Linked DNA regions of Homo sapiens: region 2 is linked to region 1. A link is a loop called in an ENCODE intact Hi-C map of the cell type or tissue named here. Cell type or tissue: GM12878. All regions are shown on one strand. Links, peaks and the distances in the headings refer to the core of each region. The heading gives the core; the rest is flanking DNA.

Region 1 (10,252 bases), core at 1,334-9,333:
AAGAAGCCTTCAAATGGTGGTGTTGGGGGTCAGAGTTGAGGATATAAAAATAATTCAGCACAAATTATATTTTATGATCTTCCTTGTTGCCTTTCCTTGCCTGAAATTTTGTAAAGATGATATCAGATTTAACTGAACTTTAAGGCAGCCTAAAGGGGGGGAAGATAAATTACATATATGAATGAATATGACCAGCCTTTCCTTCATACTCCCAGAGCTTCTTAAAAAAAAACCATGTGCTTCACTGTAACATATTTCACTTTACAATTGGGCATGTTTACATTTAAAAAATTGTAAATTCAAGAGGGTAGAGCATGGCCTCATTTGTTTTTGCCTCCCATCTATGCCCAGGAGGGGTTTGTTGACTGTGTAGGAGTTAAGGGGGCAGTACCATACCTTTACCTTGGTCATGGTAGAAGTTATAGGATTATGATCACGTTCTCCATATAAAAATACCCACCACATATCTGCAACCCCTCTCTCCTATTCATCAGGCATTGCTTCCCCAACTCCCTTCTCCACATGTATCAGGGCATTTTGCATCCTCGAATGTGTTGTTTCACATGTATTCATCCACATTTGCCATATTTTAGTGGAGCAGACACCAAGATTTAGGGCAAGGGTTGAAACTTACGGCTTGTATAAGATAAACTGTAATAGGACAATTAATATGTTCCAGACAAGATAAAGGAAAATCAGCTTTGCCAAAGATTGATTGATAAAGCAAGTAAGAGAGGAGATCCAGTTAGAGAAACATAGAAACAGAAAAACCCTAAGATATAGAGAAGCAAAGGCAGAAATGGAGACACATTCGTGTGCGTGCATGTGCACATGGACACACACACACTCACACCAGCATTCTATGCCAGAGCTGAATCTTCATGAGCATTTTCCTTAACTTAGCCTCTTCATGTTTACTTTTTACGCTAGCCTTTAAAAATTGAGATATCTGACTTATGCTCTTTTTGCAGGAATGTTTTTAAAGATTATTTATTTAAAAAATAAAGACCTGCAAAACACTGAGAGATCCTCATAGACAGTAATCATATCTGTCACATATAAAGCATGTACTTATATTTATTATTATAAGTGTTATCTATAATAAGTGTTATATATTCTAAGTTTTTTATAAGTTTATAGATCGTGTATGGGAGGAAAACATCTAGAAAGAGTCTGGTCACTTCTATGTCAAATAAGCAACCACCAGCTGCTGGATAAACTGCTTTTTTATTCTTTTAGGCTCCTTCCAACCCCAGCTATTTCCTCTGACCCTTTCTTTTTAAATTTTTTTTTTAAATGACGGAAGTGAGGGTAGGAGGAGGCCAGATCAAAAAAGGAAAAAGTTCTTTTCATGATATAGACTTACAAGTAATACATCTTTTTATAAAACTGTTTATTTAAGGATAAAAGGGCTCATGGACATCTATGAAATGTAAATCTCGCATAAATGAATAAACAATGACATGTGGCTGCTCTGGCCAGGCGTATCATCATATGTAATGGAAAAAGAAATCCTATTGTTTGGAAATAGGTCTTTATATGTGATTTTAAAGATTTAACAAGTACTTATTCATAGGAAGGAAATGTTAGAATTCATTTTAGAAATTTTATTTTAATCAAATTTATAATTGATCACTTTTTGTCATATTAAAACACAAATATTTGATTGGAAAAAAGGAACATGTGACCAAATACACAAACAGCAGTAAATCCTGTAATGCAAACACTAATAAAACTATTACTACATATTTAATCTTTCCTAGGTAATTGCCAAATAATCTTCATTTTAAATGCTTTAAGACTGTCATTCTGTAAATCAGACTCTCTCCAACTCTAATTTGAAGTGATCCTTCTACTGCTATCAAGGAGTAACAGTTTCTAAATGTCCTCTTCAAACATTTGGTGAAGGAGAAGCAAGTTTCTATGTGTGTTACTTAGAAGTGGTAAGAAAACTCAACTGCAGCACTTAGGGAAGCAGAGGCAGGCAGATCACTTGAGGTCAGGAGTTCGAGAACCCGGGAGGCGGAGGTTGCAGTGAGTAGAGATCGCACCACTGCACTCCAGCCTACGCGACAGAGCAAGACTCTGTCTCAGAAAAAGAAAAGAAAAGAAAACTCAACTGGAATGGATTGAAATATAACTTATAATTGATTATGGTTTTTAAAGTGAATGAAAATAAGTCAAATTAGGGATTTTCCTAAGAGTTACAAAGCAATTACTGATATTAGGATATAACCTTGGAAGTCAGTCCAGTTTCAACTTGACTCTCTCTCACTGCATCATCTTTATTACTGATCAGTTAATAGTTAATTCACATTAATAATCCTGGGAAGGAAGCACTGAAGTGTCTTCCACCCTCACACACTTACACACACACTCACACTTACTGAAAGTCATTGGTTCAAATATATACAGTGCAGTACTCTTCAATTTAAGGTCCAGAAGTTGTTAAGTTTGAAAAGTACTGCACTATTCTAAGACTATAAAAGAGTGTTAAAAGGAAAAACAGTGGCTTTTGTAATTAGAAAGGCTTTATGAACAAGGATATTTAAATAAAAAATTCCGGATATATGTAAATGTACCAGGACATGCCCTCTACAAGCATTGAGGTTTTTCTGGTTTCAATTCAAACTTCTGATTTACAAAGTAAGATATAAGCAGAAGTAGTAGCAGTATCAAGAGCTGTCACTTTTGGGGGGCTTACTACTTAATCTTCCTTGTACAAATTCCATGTAATTTTCACATTATGCCTGTGAATTTAGGGTTATTAATCTGATTTTATAGATAGAGTCATGAATCCAAAAAGGAGCAGAGCCGAATTTGAACTAAGCTCTACTTCACTCAAAGTCAGTGTTTGGTTTCAGAATTGTGTCTCTAAAACAGCACAGGCAGTTATGCCCTATTTACTGGAATATTTGTGTTTTAGCCAAGTTTGCTATAAAGTACACTTTTTTCTGAAAGCAGAACTCCATTTTGCCAATGGTTTATATTATACAATCTGAGACTGTTTACCAGTATACAAGTTTTATAAGGGCTGGGACATGTGTGTTTTTTTCATTGCAGACACAGTACCTGGCAGATAGGGGGTATTTAATAAATACCCATTGACTGAATTAAGTGGGGTAAAAATTATCTTGTAGATAATAGAAGCATGCTTAAGGGTTCAGAAAAAACTTAGCATGCATTTTAGGTTAAAGAGAAAATTTCTAATGAAAGCAATATTACTCAAATATGGTTACATGTTCAAAATATTAGTAAAATTTGACCGATTCTCCAAATTCTAGGAGATACAGTGAATTTTTGACCAGTTTTAAGTTCTGTTACATTAATTTTGACTCAATGTTATATACTCATGCTACATGCAGTTTGGTAATAATTTATTCATATCCATGTTAAGTACTCATATTTTTCCAAACATGAACTTCTCTATTTTTTTTATTTCTTATTCTAGCAGACATAAGAAAAAAAAATGAAAGGGAATAAAAGCAGAACACAGGGTGTGTGACAATCACTTCTTTTGTTCACACTAGTGAGAGAATCTTTCTATTCCTTAAAGTTAATCAAGCAGCAAGTATTTATTAAACACCCAAAGAGTGAAGTACACAAGGCTATTGAATAGCAGTAATCTTTAGGATTATCTTGTGTCAGCGCTTATTTTCCATGTTACTCATAAACGGAGAAATGTATTTATGATGGCTTTCCAAAGAGTTGATTAAAATGCTTAACACGATTCACCTTTTATTTAAAGATAAAATAATTGAATGGGGAATTCATGAAGAGCTCTTCTCAAATTTATATTATATAAGTGATGAGTATGCTGATTTTTACTCTCAGAACGAAAATAAATAAGAAATTATTAAAGAATCCCTTCCTTTAAAAATCAGATTACTATGTAAATTTTATATCATTTGTTTATGTGGTCAGAAATTTTGGGGAAATCCTTCAAACTATTTATCTGTAGCACAAACTAGAATCTGTCTTTTGCAGATTCTTATTGTGCACTAACTTATTAAAAGATTTGGGAAAATCCACTGTAAGGAAACTTGTTTATCTTTGTTGACCACAGTTTTCAATCTTGGTTGATGATGAGGTCTCCTGTCACCCAACACCTATGAACGTATTTGGGAGTGGGATACTCTGGCTGTACTCAGAAGAGCCATGGGGGTGGAGTTCCCTAGAGTCTTGGGGACAAATCCTCACAGGATGTCCTGCTAGGAACATGACCAGCAGAGTCATGGGAGTGGGGAATCTTATTGTTGAAGATCTCTGAGATCTTAAAACGGTAGAGCCTCCAGAATGCTGTTTCAGCCTGGCAGAGCTGAAGGCATTTGACTCAAACATATGCGAGCTATTGCATAGGCTGCACTCGGAAGAGCCATGGGGGTGGAGTCCCCTAGAGTCTTGGGGACACAAGCCTCACAGGATGTGGTCAAAGAAGGTTGTTTTCAGGCCTCAAGATTTAATGTTATTTGCCTGTTGGGTGTTAGACTTACTTGGGACCTATTACCCGTTTCTTCTTTCTTACTTCTCCCTTCAGAGATGGAAATAATATCTGTTTTGTACCTGTCCTACCATTATATTTTGGAATCATAGAACTTGTTTGATTTCATAGGTTCACAGCTTGAGAACAATTTATCTCAGGATGAGTCATACCTTGAATCTCACCTATATATGATTTAGGTGATATTTAGATTAGATGTTAGACTTAGACTTAAAGTTTATGCTGGAATGAGTTAAGACTTTTGGGGCTATTAGGATAGAATGAATTTATTTTTTATGTGAGAATAACATGAATTTTGGGGGATGAGGGGCAGCATGCTATAGTTTGAGTATTTGTGTCACCTCCAAAATTCAGTTTGAAAGTTAATCTCCAATGCAACAATCTTAAGGGGTGAGGCCATTAGTAGGTGATTAGGTCATGAGGGCTCTGCCACGTGAGAACAGGGTTCAAAGTGCCATTTTGGAAGCAGAGACCAGGCCCTCACCAGACACTGAACCTGTCAGTGCCTTGATTTTAGACTTTCCAGGCTGTGGGTCCATGAAAAAAAATTATGTTCCTTATAGATTACCCAATATCAGACATTTTGTTATGGCAGCACCAACAGACTAAGAGAGAAATGAAGTCAGGAAAAACCACTGACATATTAGAACATGGCAGAGGGAAGGACCGGCAAGTTATCGTAAGCACCTTAGAATTTGCCATTTAAAGAGATGGTAGATGTCCACCATCCTGCCCTTGTGCAGTGGGGATATAGGATGCAAAGGAGGATGAACCTCAGCTCCCTACTCATTTAGACTTGCTCATCTGATAAATAGGAGACTACTTCACTTAATGGCTTTCTTCTTCTGGAATGCTGCTGGAGTCAAACAAGAGTGATCAGCACATATTTTTTGACAATTCTTTTTCCACCATGCCCTAGATGAGTATCCCACTCCCAAATATGTTCATAGGTGTTGGGTGAAAGGAGGTTCCATCATCAACCAAGACTGAAAACAGTGGTCAACAAAGATAAACAAGTTTCCTTCCAGTGGATTTTCCCAGATCTTTTAATAAGTTAGTGCACAATAAGAATTTGCAAGAGAGATAAAGTTTGAAGCATTTCCTCAAAATTTCTGACCACAGTCTCTGTATAAGTCAGGGTTCTGTCTGTTTTTAAGTAACAGAAATCCAGCTCTGACAGGCAAAGGCCATAAAGAGAGCTTAGTGGCTCATAGAACTAAGAAGCCCAGGCATGGTTGAATTCTGAGGCCTCAAATGATGTCACCAGGGCCTGTCTCCCTCAGTCTCTTGGGCTCAGCTTTCCTCTGAGTTAGTTTCATTCTCACACAATCTTTCCTTATGTGTTGATCCTTGGCAGCTCCAGGCTTACATCATTTTTAAATCTACAAATTCCACTTGGGAAAAATACCTACTAGAGAATGGAACTTTTCTGAAGTGAATCATTTTTGAATTTAGAGATATTTAAATTGATTGGCTTCCCAATTCCCTGACATTCACCCTACTCCAAGTTAGTGCTTTATAATTTACACAATGTGTTTTTTTTTTATTACTTCCGAAGTCATAACCCAAAGTGGGTACCTTGGGTTAATGAAATAGGTTATGGATACATTGAGGTGAACATATAATTTTACAAACTCTATAGTATAGTACTTAAAATAAACCCTTAAAATATCTTAAGCTATTACTCTATAACCACTGACTATGAACCAATTTCTATTGAATTTTGTTAGAAAACTCCAGAAAATATATACCTATTTGAAAATTTTTAGTAGTTTTCAACTTATTGAAAATTTATGAGTAGACTCCAAATATATTTCATTGAATCACAGGATTCTTCATTAGTTTCTCAAATTGGTACTAAATCATCAGCATCACAACACTGGAAGGAACTGGTGAGTAGTCAATATGAAAGAGGTTTCACTTTAATTGGCCAACTAGTAGTTATTTTCATTTTGAAATGTATAATGATAATGACTTTATTTTTACATATGGGTTATTTTGGGGGATTTTGAATTTTTCAACCTAAGGAAATTGTTCTGTCAAGTTACAAATTGAATTCCCCAGTGAATGCTCATTTCTCTTCCTATGTATTTATTGTGTCCTTCTGGCCAGCTAGGAAAAGAACCATAATGAAAGCAAAATCATTTGGGAGTTTTATAGCTGGAATCTCCAACACTTTTGTCAGTATATCTTATGATACTACTTGGTAGTCACTGATGACAATTTCTTGAGAGATTTCAAGGTTCTTCAGCAGTTTCTAAATTATTAAAAGGAGGTCATCTATGCCTAACAATAAAACAACTAAATATTATTTATTTCATTGCTTCTAAAACTTGTTATTCACATAAAACATGTATGTATACTTCGGATTACTTGATTAAGCAGAACAGTCTGCAAGACAATAGAGTTCGCAATGAATTTCTTTGTGTCAAGCCTTTTGAATAAAATGCGTAAACTTTCTTCCACATTAAAGACCCTTTTAGGTAAGAGTGAACATTAATTGCCAAGGCTCTATTCAGATAATCTCATTGAATCTTCAGAATGACTTTATGAAAGGGGTAGCATTTTTTTAACCCCAGTTTTACACAGGAGGAAATTGAGACATAAAGAAGTCAAGTAACTAACATTACACAGTTTGTACATGGCATAGTTGGCTAGGCAGTCCAACTCCAGACCACTGATATTAAACACTGTTAATATAATGATTGTGTGTTTTACCTTTGAGCAGATCACTTGACAATATTACTTAAGGCACAACAATCATGGAAACTTTCAGATTTGCCTCAAAGGTAGGAGAACCCTACACACACATACACACACACGCACGCACACACACACGCACGCACACACACACACACACACAAAGGATTGCCTGATGGTTTACCACATTTTGGTTACTGCATGCCTTTTATTTTCTTGACTTGGGTTAAAAAGACTTTAACAAAGCTCTTATAAATAAGATACCAAGTAAACAAAAATCTCATATTTGTACTGTTACTCTAATAAGCTTAATAACAATAATCTACAAACATCTGCAATCATAAAATAAAAACTTCATTACCATTTCAATGCAGTCACTACAAATCCTCAGGTTAGCCAGTACACCAGCTGTGTCCTGGTGCTTCACAACACAAAACAGCAATTCATTCCAAATTACCACTCTCTGTTAGTGACTCTTGCTCACTGGCTCCCATCCCAAATACTCCTGCTGTTCAGGTCCATTGTTTCCCCTCACTGGAAGCCTTTTATTTCCTGGGAAAGATTAAAGGATTGTCTCTATGAAAAACTAGGCTAATCTTCTAACTTTTGATTTCCCACTATTTGTCCTCCAACATATTGGATGTACTCAGCTTTTCTTTTCCTCCATCCAGTGGCATTTAATATACTTTTCTGGAAAGTGTTTAGAATTCTTCACCCAAAGAATAAAATTGAAGGAGTTAACAAAGCTTATGCTAGTTTCTGGCTTTGTAAAATAAACTAGTCCAAGATTCAGATAATGAGCTTTGATCTCCCTATAGGAGCTTTGAGTTGAGAAAACTCCCTTTCCATCATTCCTGCCGTGGGCCTCTAAATCATGAAATTCCATATCAAATTACAGAGAGCTTCCCTCTGAGAGTTTATGGCCTTGGAACAGCCAGTTAAAAACCAGACTGGTGGAAAATGCAGGATAGTCTTTGAGCCACATGCAACATGTATACCAGCTTATAGAAATTTTATACTCCTTAAGAGATCATACTTAACAGGCAGTTTATTTTTATGCTGCAAAATACTTATCTATTCCTTTTCATTTGGAGCTTAAACTTTTTTGCAATCCAGAACACAATTGAAGAGAGGGAATAAGAGGATATTTGATCTTAGCCCAACTGATGATATATAAGATCTCAGAGAAACATTGGCTTTCGGATTTAACTACTTTAGTGCAAAAACGTAGCCAAGAAATTTGTTTCTTCTGAGGATGTAGAATGCAAGTCTATTAACTGTCAAAATAGAAGTCATTTAAATATTTCTTTTATTTACCATTTCTAATCAGGTGTTAGATAATATTGGGAGAAGTATTTTTTTTGGTATTATCTTCTGTTATGTTGTCATAACCCATTACCTTGTGTAGATGAACTCACACTGTTTTCCCAGGGACCCTGGGGATCAGCTTATAAAAGCCTCTTCAGATCTTAATCTGGGAGCCTTTTATGAGGGGGTGAATACCCTGTTGGATCTGGGAGCTTACTTTGGAGTCCATTTTCCTCTTGGACTATAGTAGCTGATTGAACCTGAGGTTAACCCTAATAGCATGCACCACAGATGTCTTAACTCTTTGAGGATGTATCTATTTTGACACTGTCAATGAAAGAGGACTGCTCTGCCTGCTAACATAGAATGGAACTCTGCTGAGATAAAATGTGGCAGCCATTCAGGACACCACACATACTTTTCTAAGCAGCCTTCTATATGAATAAATGTTGTTATTACATGGCAAATTTACAAAGGCAGAAGGTAAGAGGGTAGAAGAATTTGTCTGCAGAGTTTTATTATATATTACAGAGATAGCTATTGGGGGAAAAATTGGTGATAAACATGGTAATGGCTCATTTTCTTAGATGGAGCTCATTAATCTTATCAACGATGGCCTCTTTTAAATCCTGACAAGAAATTTTCTGCAAGGAAGTATAGACATTGTGATATGAGGAATGTAAATGGGACACTCTGTAAAGCTGATTGACTTTAAACACACAAGCTAAGGATGAGCTGATGTCTTATGGGTCCTGTTTCTCCATCAGTATTTCTATGTAATCTTTTGTTTGGCAGCTAGCAGACACTACTTGATGTATTTTTCAAGACAGAAAAATATAGTGACACCTGTTTATGGAGTTCACCCACAGATCCACACATTGTGGACTGTTTTGACAACTGGTTTCTAAAAGTAGATTTAAGACAAATGTAGGCATTCTTTGGCATAATTAAACTCATCACAGAATGCCTACATGATCAACTTCTGGTACCTGAATGCCTATTTTAGGAGATCCCAATGGGTAAGTTGTAGTAATTTTGGAGACATCTATGAGGCTGCTATTAATTCTTAGATGATAGATTTCCATTATGAATGTGAACTCTCAGAAATGAGATTCAACTTAAAGAACTGAAATCATTTATTATGAAAGCACTACAGAGAACCCGGTTTAATCATTCCAATATACTGTATTATAAAACACGGTTGAAAATTCACCGTACTAGCATAGATGGTTTGCATAGACCAGGTTCAAAGTGCACCATTCTTTAAAGGGAATAGGAAAGTTTACCGATCACACCAGTGGTCTGTGCACATCTGTGTCTGAGTGTGATATGAAAGGTCAGATTCTTGGAGGCAGGAAAACTTGGAACAGGGAGTCAGTCATGAAATTTGGTGGCTCCACTGTAGTCCCAGCTACTCAGGAGGCTGAGGCAGGAGAATGGCGTGAACCCGGGAGGCAGAGCTTGCAGTGAGCCGAGATCACGCCACTGCACTCCAGCCTGGGCGACAGAGCGAGACTCCATCTCAAAAAAAAAAAAAAAAGAAAGAAATTTGGTGGCTCCAATTTTTTACAGGGTGTGACAATCAGTACCTGTGTAGACACAGAATAGAAATAGTGGGTAGCTGGATAACTCTTGTTGAGATAGAACATTGAATTAAAAACTATTGGCCTCTTAGAAAAGAGGCAGAAGCCTCAATCAAATTTTTGACTATATATATGTGTGTGTATGTGTGTATGTATATAT
Region 2 (10,252 bases), core at 747-8,746, 81 kb after region 1:
GCGTCCCCATTCTGCCATTTTTATAGTTGTAATATAGGTATATTGTCACAGCAAATATAATTATATACTATATATATATTTCTTACAAACTTCATTTTGTCATAAGATTGTGAATATATATGGTATTTTGTCTTCTCCTGTTTGGATTTTGGAATTCAGAGGATATCTTGTCATCTGATTTTGTTGTATATGTTTTGGGATCTTAATTGCTTTTTATTTTGAAGAAAGATTTATTTAGGGGGCTTCAAAAACTATACCATTACCACCACCTTCTCAGAATTCTCAAAATTGCATGAGTGTTGAGTGGTTTTCTCTTAACTCTTTATTTTATATAAGCTGCATTATTTTTAGTGCATGCTTTTGCAGGATGTGTTGTTCTGGGGAATGTATATGCGGTATTTTATCAGAAATACCTATTGTGGCAGCATCTCATAAACAGACTTAAACGGAGCATTTTGAAAGAGACATCATTATAAAGCACGTTAAGCACTTATGATTGAATAAGTATTATTTCTGTGTTGTTTCAATTTGCATCCTCAGAGAATGACATACTCCTTGGGTACATAAACATAAATATGTAATTAGAAATAAGGAGAAAGAGGAGGAAGAAGAGAAGGGGAAGGAGAAAGAGAAAATATAATATTTTCTCTTATAATATAAAGAACAAACTTTAAACTTTGTTCTGATAATTTATCAGTTCTTAGTAGAGCAATAATGTACTGGGTTTAGTATCATTAGTAGTAATAATGAGATTTCTTGCTTTAAGCAAATCCCTTATTTTAGAAGAAAAGTAAAATGTTAACTCTTAGGAATTATTATGCAATAACAAAGAGCAGTAAAATTTTATAGTGGTTGGACCAACTCCAGTGGCTTTCTGGTTTGTGAAAAGTTCAGTAAAAATTGAATAAATGGCTCACATAATGGGAAGTTTAAGTAATAAAATGGGGGGTAGGGTGGGGAGATGAGGCTTTCCCCCTTCCCTGCCGTGTACATAGTAGAGTTGCTGGTGATTTTTGCCTTAGGTTATAGTACTGTGCTCATTATAGGCATAGACAGATTATCATAATTATAAAAGTGCAAGTTTGGTGTAAAAAATAAAAAAAATACATGATGGTAGAGCCTCCGGGCTTAAAAAAAAAAACTTGGGATATCTTATTAAACGTATTGTTTTCCAACTAGTCTCATCTTTGCTCCCTTGGTGCTTAGAAAGAAAACTCCAAGTAGAATAATGATAACTACCATATGTTGGTTCTTACCATAAAGCTAAGAGCTAAGCAGTCTACATATAGGTGTCTCATTTGGTCTTCCCAACAGCACGATGAAAGACATATGTGAGGAAAGTAATGTACAGAGATGTTAGATGACTTGTTTAAGGTCACAGAGATGGTGAATTGTGGAGCCTGGGTTTGAATCTAGGTTAGTCTGACTCCTGAACTGCATTCTATGCCAGTGTATGAAAGAGTCTTCAGAAAACCACATAGTTTAATGTGAGAAAGTGAAGCTTTAAAAGAGATTCTAGTCCTTTCCAAGCTAAGTTTAATTTAGGGAGGCAGGGAGTGTGTACACTGTGCAGAAAATACAGTTCTTACCTGAGGGTATCACAGTCCCCATTCAGTTGACATTCAGCAGAAGATCAACTCAGTTGTTTGGCTATCTCAGTTCAGCAAGCTCTTCTAAGCCAGAGGTTGGAACATAAAAATGATTGAGACATCTCTCCGCCCTTGTGTCCAGTGGAGGGGCAGGTTACATAAATAGATGTTTGTGAAAATCAAAGTAGAAGCTCAGTCCTAGAGAACTCTGAGGATAGCCTGTGAGCTGCAAGTCTGAGGAAGCCGAAAGGAGAATGGTGAGTAATGGGAGTTTCCCTAGGGGTGACCAGCTTGTCTGGTTTGCCTGGGACTTCCCCAGTTTTAGTACTAAAAGTCCCACATCCTAGGTGATCCCTTAGTCCCTGGCAAACTGAAATGGTTGACCACATAAGTTTCTGCTGGTTTGGAGAATTGCTAATTTCCATTAGGGAACTGGGGGATTCCTAGTCAGTCCTTGTTGAGAAATTAATATTCATGAGCATCACCCTAAAAATGATAACCTAATCTTCTATGAGAAATATTTTGGTTAAGCAAGCTTGATTTGCTACTGTTTTCAATTGGGAGTTCAATAAATTTGCTTTGTTTTCTTGTGTGGTAGGAATCCATGTTGTCATCAGGGATCTTGCAAACTCAAGTGTGAAGACAGAGGCAATCCTGCATGGGTCCCATCAAGATAATGGGCACACAAACTGCTTGTGAGGGAGCAGACTGTTTAATGAATAAGGAATTAGGTTACACAGGCACCATGTTCAAAAGTCAGCTGGCAGAGTTTCAACAACCTCGTCATCACTAGAACAGTCCTGGGTGTGCAATCCTATAATGCCTGGGCAGGGTGACCAGGTTTAATGTACTCTTTTACAGCTCATGGGTATGGGGCTTATCACATGCTTCAGCAAGAGCACCCTTTTATTATTTTGAAACTTATAGTGTCACCTTAACGTTTTATGACAAGCCTTGTCCATCACATCACCACTATAAAAATGTCAATAACTTAGAGAGTTGCTTTTTCAAATATTTTGTCACATAATTAAAATTTTATTCTTCTTTTCACTTTTCCTTTTTTCCTCCCTTGAGAGCCCTTCTTTATTTTTCTTTTTTTCTTTCTTTTTTCTTTTCTTTTTTCTACCTCTCTGTCTTCCTTTCTCTTTTTCTTTCCCTTTCTCCCTCCATCTATCCTCTCCACTTTCTTTTATCCTTTCTTCCTTTTTGAAGGAAGAGGGGATTTTGATTCTCTTCAGATGCAACTCTCCTTCCCTGTCACATGCATCTTCTCAAAAACTTAAGCTAGGAGGGTGACTTGCTGAGACCTTAACTAGAGTTTTGTTTTCATTTCCGTACCAAGAAGTCTCCCTGAGTATCTTGCATCAAAGGAGGTAGATGAAAAGGGAGTTATTGGCCAAAAGAAATGGCATGCATCCTTCTTGCTCTTCTAAAGAATGTACAGGTCTTCGATGTTCTATGGCCTGGGTACATCCTGAGGGGCCCTTAAGTTCTAATATTGGTGATGAGAAATAGCATGATCTCTTTTGTGTTGGAATGAAAGAGAGGAGCTGGATTCTGAGGAGAATTGAAAGTTTTTGTCAATTTTGTTTTTTTGTTGTTATTGAAAAGAGGGGGAGGGGTTGGGGAGAGAAGGGAAAGACGGGCAGAGCTCGGGTAGTGGGACACTTCTAATACTTGAGTCCTATCCCTAAGTTAATTCTGATATCGTCAGTAGTTTCAGAGTTTCTAGGATCACTGACTCCAGAAAAGGGCTGCATCGAAGGTCCTCTTATGAATGCCTAGAGCAACTTGATTAGAAAATCCATCTTTATACCCCTTCTTGGAGACCTATTAGTAGTTCTGGCTGTCCCAACATAACAGCAGAATCCTACTCTGATCTGGGTTTCTGGAAGCCCCCTGTGAACCATCATACCCTGGATGACAAACTCCAGTAGCACTGGGGAGAGAGCACTTAATGACAAGTAGACCCCCGAAGGGCTATAGAAGGAGCTTGTTTATCTTAAATATGGGTGGGATGGGGGGGAAATGGGGCACTTTTGTACACCTTGAGAGATCTGTGGGCAGAAGAGACAGGCTACCTCTGTTACACACTAAGAACTGACAAGAATGAGACAATAAAACACTCCGTTACACACTAAAAACTCATAAGAATGAGCCTTTACACATATTGTCTGTGTTAGGAGTATATGGGAGACTGGCACCTACTAATGGAAAGGAAGAGTGGAAATTCTAGCTCTGTTGTCTTCCAGTAGCCATTTACCTGCCCTGTAAAGGTGGCTCTCAACTCAAGACTCAAGAGTCTCTGTTCTTGAGGTTCTTTTTGTTTGTTTGTTTTTGTTTTTTAATTTGTGATGTGATCTCTTTGAGTTTCTTAGTGTGATTCTTCTGTTTTGTAATTTAGGAAGCTGCTACACTTCTGGGGATGATAAATATTATTTAAATTAAAAATTACATTCAATTTTAAACTGACTTTTTAGAAAAATTCCATTTAAACCTCCCACCTCATATATAAGGATAGTTCCCACACTTGGGACCTGAACTTCCAATTGAATTCAGATGACTGAATGTATCCTGCAAATAATGCACAGAGCTTATGAGAAAAAGTCCAAACTCTCTCTGCCATGGGCGTGAACCGTTGAACCATGATACCTCATTACCTTCACACTCTGGTTACTGTTGGAAAAATTAGACTGCCTAACCAGTTTAACCAGACAGGCCTCCAGGAAGTGACCCTTTCTCCTCCCCTCTTACCCACTTAAAACCATAGATTCTTGATTACTTTTAAAGGAAGAAAATCAGTTCCTTGCCAAAGGATTTTATGACTGTGTTAACTAGTCAATAAACGAAGTGACTATGAAAAAGAACTTTTCCACCCCTCTACTGGAGAACAATGGAATCACCAATCATCATACAATAGTGATTTTACACTCACAATTTCAATTCTGCCAACAGCGGAGAATTTCTCCTTTGCCATAGGAACATGATTAAATTTTACTTAATTTCTCTGTAGGATGCCTGAGAAAAATACCACCTTGAATGAAGGAACATTTAAAATAAGCACTTTGAATAAATAGAATGTCTTTTTATAGGATCAAATATGTCCCATTTTGGAAAATAGCTAGGCACAAAATATTGGGTAGCTCTATCATTGAAATTTTGGTTTAGGAATGAAAAAAAAAGCATAGACAGTAGGGAAAAAGAAAAAAAAATTATTCCCCCCTTGCTGAAAATTTTACTGTGGGCAAAACTCCCATGTTTTTGATGGTAGTAAGACTCCAGTCTTGGGGCTTGGCTTGAAAAGTATGAAAAATAACCATAAAATAAAATATATTAGAATTAGAAATAATGGGAACATAGTGACTATGATTTAAGTCTTAAGTCCAAGTCTTGGGGCAAGAATATTTACTTTACTGAGCTGTGGTATAAGAAATACTAGCTCTCCCTGCTCCCCGCCAAAAAAGAAAAAAAAAACTTTATATTGATTTCCTTCAACTAATTCCTAGGATGCTGTCTTGAGTATTGTGCATGTACCCAAATTTGTTTGAGGTAGTAAAGTAGAAACTAATGCCATCTCATATATGGGAGAGGAAATGAATAAAACATAGAAATTCCTCCCTTTCTTTCTACCTACAGAGACATTTTCTTCCTGGGGTAATGTAATATCCAACTAAAACAGAGGCACAAACCAAAACCTAGGCCTGGGTCTGAGATACTATGAAAACAGTGCGGTAACATAAGCTTCTCACTGATAGTCCGAATACAAATATTTAAAAATTCAAATGGATAGTCAGGTTTTGTATCTATAAACACAACATTTGTTAAACATACAAGCATGCTATTAAAAATCACTGTACAAAAATATCGAATACTCATTCATCTTACTTTGAAACACTAATAACACTATTTATTGACATACTGGTTCTGTATTACATAAAGGGCAGGGATTATACTAAGGAAGAAGAGATAATAATGAAAATTTTATAAATGTTTTCTTAAAGGATCTGATCAAAATCAGTTTTTGCAAGGCTATAAATTAAAAAAAATTGGCAGAAGGAGTAGGCAAATTACAGTGTTCAGGAATTTTATTCTTCCGCCCTTGTTTTTCAGTGCTGAGAAGCACAATCACCCTCAACCCTGCAGGGAGATGGAATGCAATTCTTTTCTAGGCTTGAAAACTTCTAAAAATACTTTCAGTGCTATAATTTCTGTTTATAGATATATACCAAGAATAAAAATTAAATAAATTTAATGGCATCTCATCATATTGCAATGTATACAAACTATCTTGCAAAATATTCAAAGGTGGTTTATGATGGGGAAAAGAAACCTTTATGATGGCAATATATAGATAAGCAGAAGTAATTCAGAAAAAGCAAGTCAGACCAGACACAAAAAAACATCTTGGATTTGCTGACTATAAAAGTCATTATACTATACACTCTTTGAAGAAACTAAAAAGCCAGCAGTGGCTTTGATGAAGGGAATAGGGCATAAAAGTGAGAAAGGTGTAACATGGCTTGTCTTCCTTCTTGCCTTTTTTCATTTATTTATTTATTTATTTATTTATTTATTTATTTATTTATTTATTTTGAGACAGAGTCTCGCTCTGTTGCCCAGACCGGAGTGCAGTGGCACAATCTCGGCTCACTGCAACCTCTGCCTCCTGGGTTCAAGCGATTCTCCTGCCTCAACCTCCCAGGTAGCTGGGACTACAAGCATGTGCCATCACGCCTGGCTAATTTTTTATATTTTTAGTAGAGACGGGGTTTCACTGTGTTAGTCAGGATAGTCTCGATCTCCTGACCTCATGGTCCACCTGCCTCGGCCTCCCAAAGTGCTGGGATTACAGGCGTGAGCCACCGCACCTGGCCTCCTTCATTTATTTTTCAACAAACATTTCTCAAGCATCTATGATTGTGTTAGGTCTTCTGTGGATGAGGATGGCTGGACAAGAGAATATATCCAAAGGCAGAGGAGAAGCATCTGAAAAGATAGGCTCAGTTTAGACTGCCGACAATACTGAATGTCAGACTAAATTATGATAATAACTAATATTCATTCATTTAGTGCTTGGCTTTTCTAAATGATTTTTGTATACTGACTGAATTCTTTCAACTACCTTAGAGGTAAGTGCTATTATTACCTCCTTATTATAGGTAAGGAAACCAAGGCACTGAGACCCTGGGCAAGTTTTTTAATCTCTCAGTGCCTGGCAGAGTTAGAATTTGAATTCCAGGGAATGTGGTTTTACAATGTGTTTTTGACCGTGATGCTACACTGTGAAATGATTTCAACTTTATTCTTCAGGCCATCAGGACCCATTTTGCTGTTGGGCTTAGTTTTTCTTTTTTCTTTTCTTTTCTTCGTCAGTTCCCTCACCTGTAAAGTAAGAGTAATAATAAAATACCTACCTGACAGAGTTGTAGTGAGGATCAGATAAGAGAATACATGGGAAATTGTTTTGAAAGTTTACTTCAAATTGCTTTGAAATGTGCCACATGGCATTATGAGTATTGTGTTCAAGTAGTAAATATGAAACAAGTGTTCAAATAAGGAAAAGCTTGAGTTGTCACTGTTTACCAATGGGTACAGCCTTTGCGATATTAGCAGATATATGTCAGCCCTGAATGAATAAATGAAAACATATTAGTAAAGGAAGGACACATTTGAGTGAGAGGAAATAATGACAGCCATAATGGTGATTCTACTGTGGATACTTCGATCTGTGAATCACATATTGTTGAGTGCCTATTCTGTAATAGATATCTGACCAGATTCTATATGTGGTCTCTGTCCTCATGTGCTTGCAGTCCGTGACCCTTATGATTTGTACCACATTTCATGGCTCATGAAAGGCTCTAAAAACCTTTATCACATGTGGTTCTATCATCCCTTGAGAAACCTGCATGGGAGGTAAAATTATTCTTGTTTTTCAGATCAGGAGTTTGAGGCTCAGAGCTTGAGTGACTTGTCCAATACCACACAGTGGGCAGAAGCATCAGGACTGAAACCCAAATCTCTTGCTCTTCCGAACACCATTCTTTCTGCAACACCAGGCTGCCTCAATCACCATCATTATCATGATAATAATAGCTGAGCACTTCATGCCAGACATTGTTCTGAGTGCTTACATGAATTAGCTTATTCAGCCTTTACAACAAACTCCTGCAAGGTATATCCTGTATTGCCTTTGTGAAGTACTAGGCTGTATGTTGAAGTAGAGTGATGTCCTTTGACACACGTTGGCAGACTTTTCTTAGCTTGATATTACCTTCTCTGAGGACATTCAATTCTATAATTAATGAATCTGCACACTGGAGGTAAGAGGTGGGGGCTTGGAACAGGAAAGTCTTTCCAACCTGATGTGATATTAACAGTGGAAAGGAACATTCCTTCTTCCGAAAGGAGAAGAAAGATTAGCACTGTCCATAGTTGAAATCTCCTCCTCAAAAACACAGCTCTGTGTTCCTTCTATAGCAGTAGTAGCCTGGCTAGATCACTGGAGAATCAATCTCACAGCTAAGTCTGCCTCTGTTACCTCAAGATGTGAAAAAGCTGAGATGGCCCCTTCCTTGACATACTAGCCTGGATCAAGGTAGAACATGAACAGCAGAAAATGGAACAAGTGAGTGACAGCCCTCAGCCAGAAAACTGAAACGTGGCACCCTTTGACCTTATCAGTAAAAGTTCTTTTTAAGAAACAGAAGGATTGTTCAAGGGAACAACGAGAACTGATAATTGATGATAATTAAACAGTCATAGGGAGAATGAAAGTTAAAAAATAAACTCTAGGACATTTATCGAGACCTTTATGGGGGTGAAGGTCACAGCCTATATTTAACAGCAAATTTCCAAAGACATTTAATAGAAAAGAGAAACTCTTGAGATATTTGATCTCCTCTTCATTCTAACTCCTCAACCCTGTAACCCTGGGACCTCAGCCGTGGAATACACATGTGTCAAATCAGGTAACTGAGACTGTCCTGGTGTTGCATGCCTCTTCTGCCAAGGAAGAACTGAGAATTGCATACTCATTTGCTCAGTAAAATGCCATGCTAAAAGTCTAATTTGGAGAACCAATACCTTGTTTTTTCTAATGGTATATTGTCTTCTCAATTCTAGAAGGGTGTGTGTGTGTGTGCATATTTGGTGGTGGAGGAGGTAAAGGAGGGTGTGGGTTGGCGTAGGGAAAAGGCTACTTCTCCATGTTAGGAGTAAATTTTTATTTTTTTGATTCTATCATTTAATTCACTTAATTTCTTTAAAAGTACAGTTTTTCTTTTCACTAGCAGTATTCCTGAGAAATCAAAACAACTGATTAATCTTATTTTTTAAATGTTCAATGTATTGACAATAGAGGAGAGACAGATAACCCTGTAGCCAAAGTGATGTTGAACACTCGAAGTCAATTTTAGTTTAAAAAAAAAAGAAAAACTTCACACATTCTGTGTCTTAGTATGTTCTGGCTGCTATAACAAAATACCATAGAATTGATCACTTAAGGCTGGGCATGGTGGCTCCCACCTGTAATCCCAGCACTTTGGGAGTCCAAGGCAGGTGGATCACGAGGTCAGGAGTTTGAGACCAGCCTGACCAACATGGAGAAACCCCATCTCTACTAAAAACACAAAAATTAGCTAGGCTTGGTGGTGCATGCTTATAGTCCCAGCTACTCGGGAGGCTGAGGCAGGAGAATCTCTTGAACCTGGGAGGCAAAGGTTGTGGTGAGCTGCGATCGAGCCACTGCACTCCAGCCTGGGCAACAGAGCGAGACTCCGTCTCAAAAAAAAAAAAAAAAAAAAAAGAATCTATCACTTAAACGACAGGGCACAGATCCCATCTTGGTCCCCACCTCCATGACCTCATCTAAACCTAATTACCTCCCCAGAACTCTACCTCTGAATATTATCACATTAGAGGGCTAGAGGGCAGAGCTTCAACCTGTGAATTGGTTGGAGGGAAGATACAAACATTCACTCTGCAAATGTATTTTATTGTAAGGAAGAAATACTAAATGAATTAATCAAGTAAAATAATATAAATGCAGTTCATTTTTCTCCATAATAAAGAACCATTAATAAACTGTTAAAACACAATAATTTTCCCTGGGCTTCTGTGTGTGCTCAAGATTCACCACCCTTTTCTCTTATGACTTAATTATGACAGTGTAGCACGTGGATGTTGCCTTTGACTTCCCAACATCTTTTCTACCCTCCCCCAGTATGTGGCTTTAGTGTACTTTGACCTCAGCTTCCAGGTGAACTTTGATTTGCTGTATCCAATCGTAGAATCCTACTCCCCTTGCTAGCAACTGCTTAAGAACCCAGAAGTAAGCCAATTATTTCATAACTTTCCTCTGGAGCCAGTTAATGGCTCAGGGTTGAATATGTGAGACCTTTTGGCCAAACCAGATTGAGGAAGGACTTATGTTCCGTGGTTGGGGAAGATGCACGCTTTATTTCCCTTTAGATGTGAGGAAGGGGAACATGTAGCCTGGCTTATCACTGGCAATCATCTTGCAATCACAAAACTGGAGAGAAGAAAAGAGTATACGTCCTCAATCATATTATTGACTTGCTTGAGAAGCTGTTATGTTTATTCTTCGCTGCACATTCATTTATTTGATCCAATAAATTTCCTTATTGGCTTTTTAATTACTT

What was found. A loop is a pair of places that touch in the nucleus more often than their neighbours do. Peaks named below come from ENCODE experiments on the same cell type or tissue, not always from the same donor. Only the 100,000 strongest peaks of a DNase experiment are listed, where the experiment ranks them.
Region 2: it touches region 1 in a loop (3-fold over the local background); 6 of 110 quality-filtered maps call a loop at or near these places.

What each region holds. Positions count from the first base shown.
Region 1 is chr12:89,876,499-89,886,750 of GRCh38, forward strand. No RefSeq gene overlaps it. Among named protein-coding and RNA genes, the nearest start is that of LINC02399, 66 kb to the right of the region's middle. RefSeq lists enhancers at 4,111-4,240, 4,321-4,390, 7,226-8,151. In GM12878, for the core only: no CTCF peak of the experiment used is centred there; DNase peaks (open chromatin) are centred at 4,403, 5,444, 5,645 and 6,395; H3K4me3 peaks cover 1,136 bases; H3K27ac peaks cover 4,813 bases.
Region 2 is chr12:89,958,485-89,968,736 of GRCh38, forward strand. All of the region lies in intron 6 of LOC105369890 (a long non-coding RNA gene), which reads left to right. Among named protein-coding and RNA genes, the nearest start is that of LINC02399, 16 kb to the left of the region's middle. RefSeq lists enhancers at 1,747-1,976, 7,437-7,977. In GM12878, for the core only: a CTCF peak has its summit at 4,486; DNase peaks (open chromatin) are centred at 1,877 and 2,339; H3K4me3 peaks cover 925 bases; H3K27ac peaks cover 1,914 bases.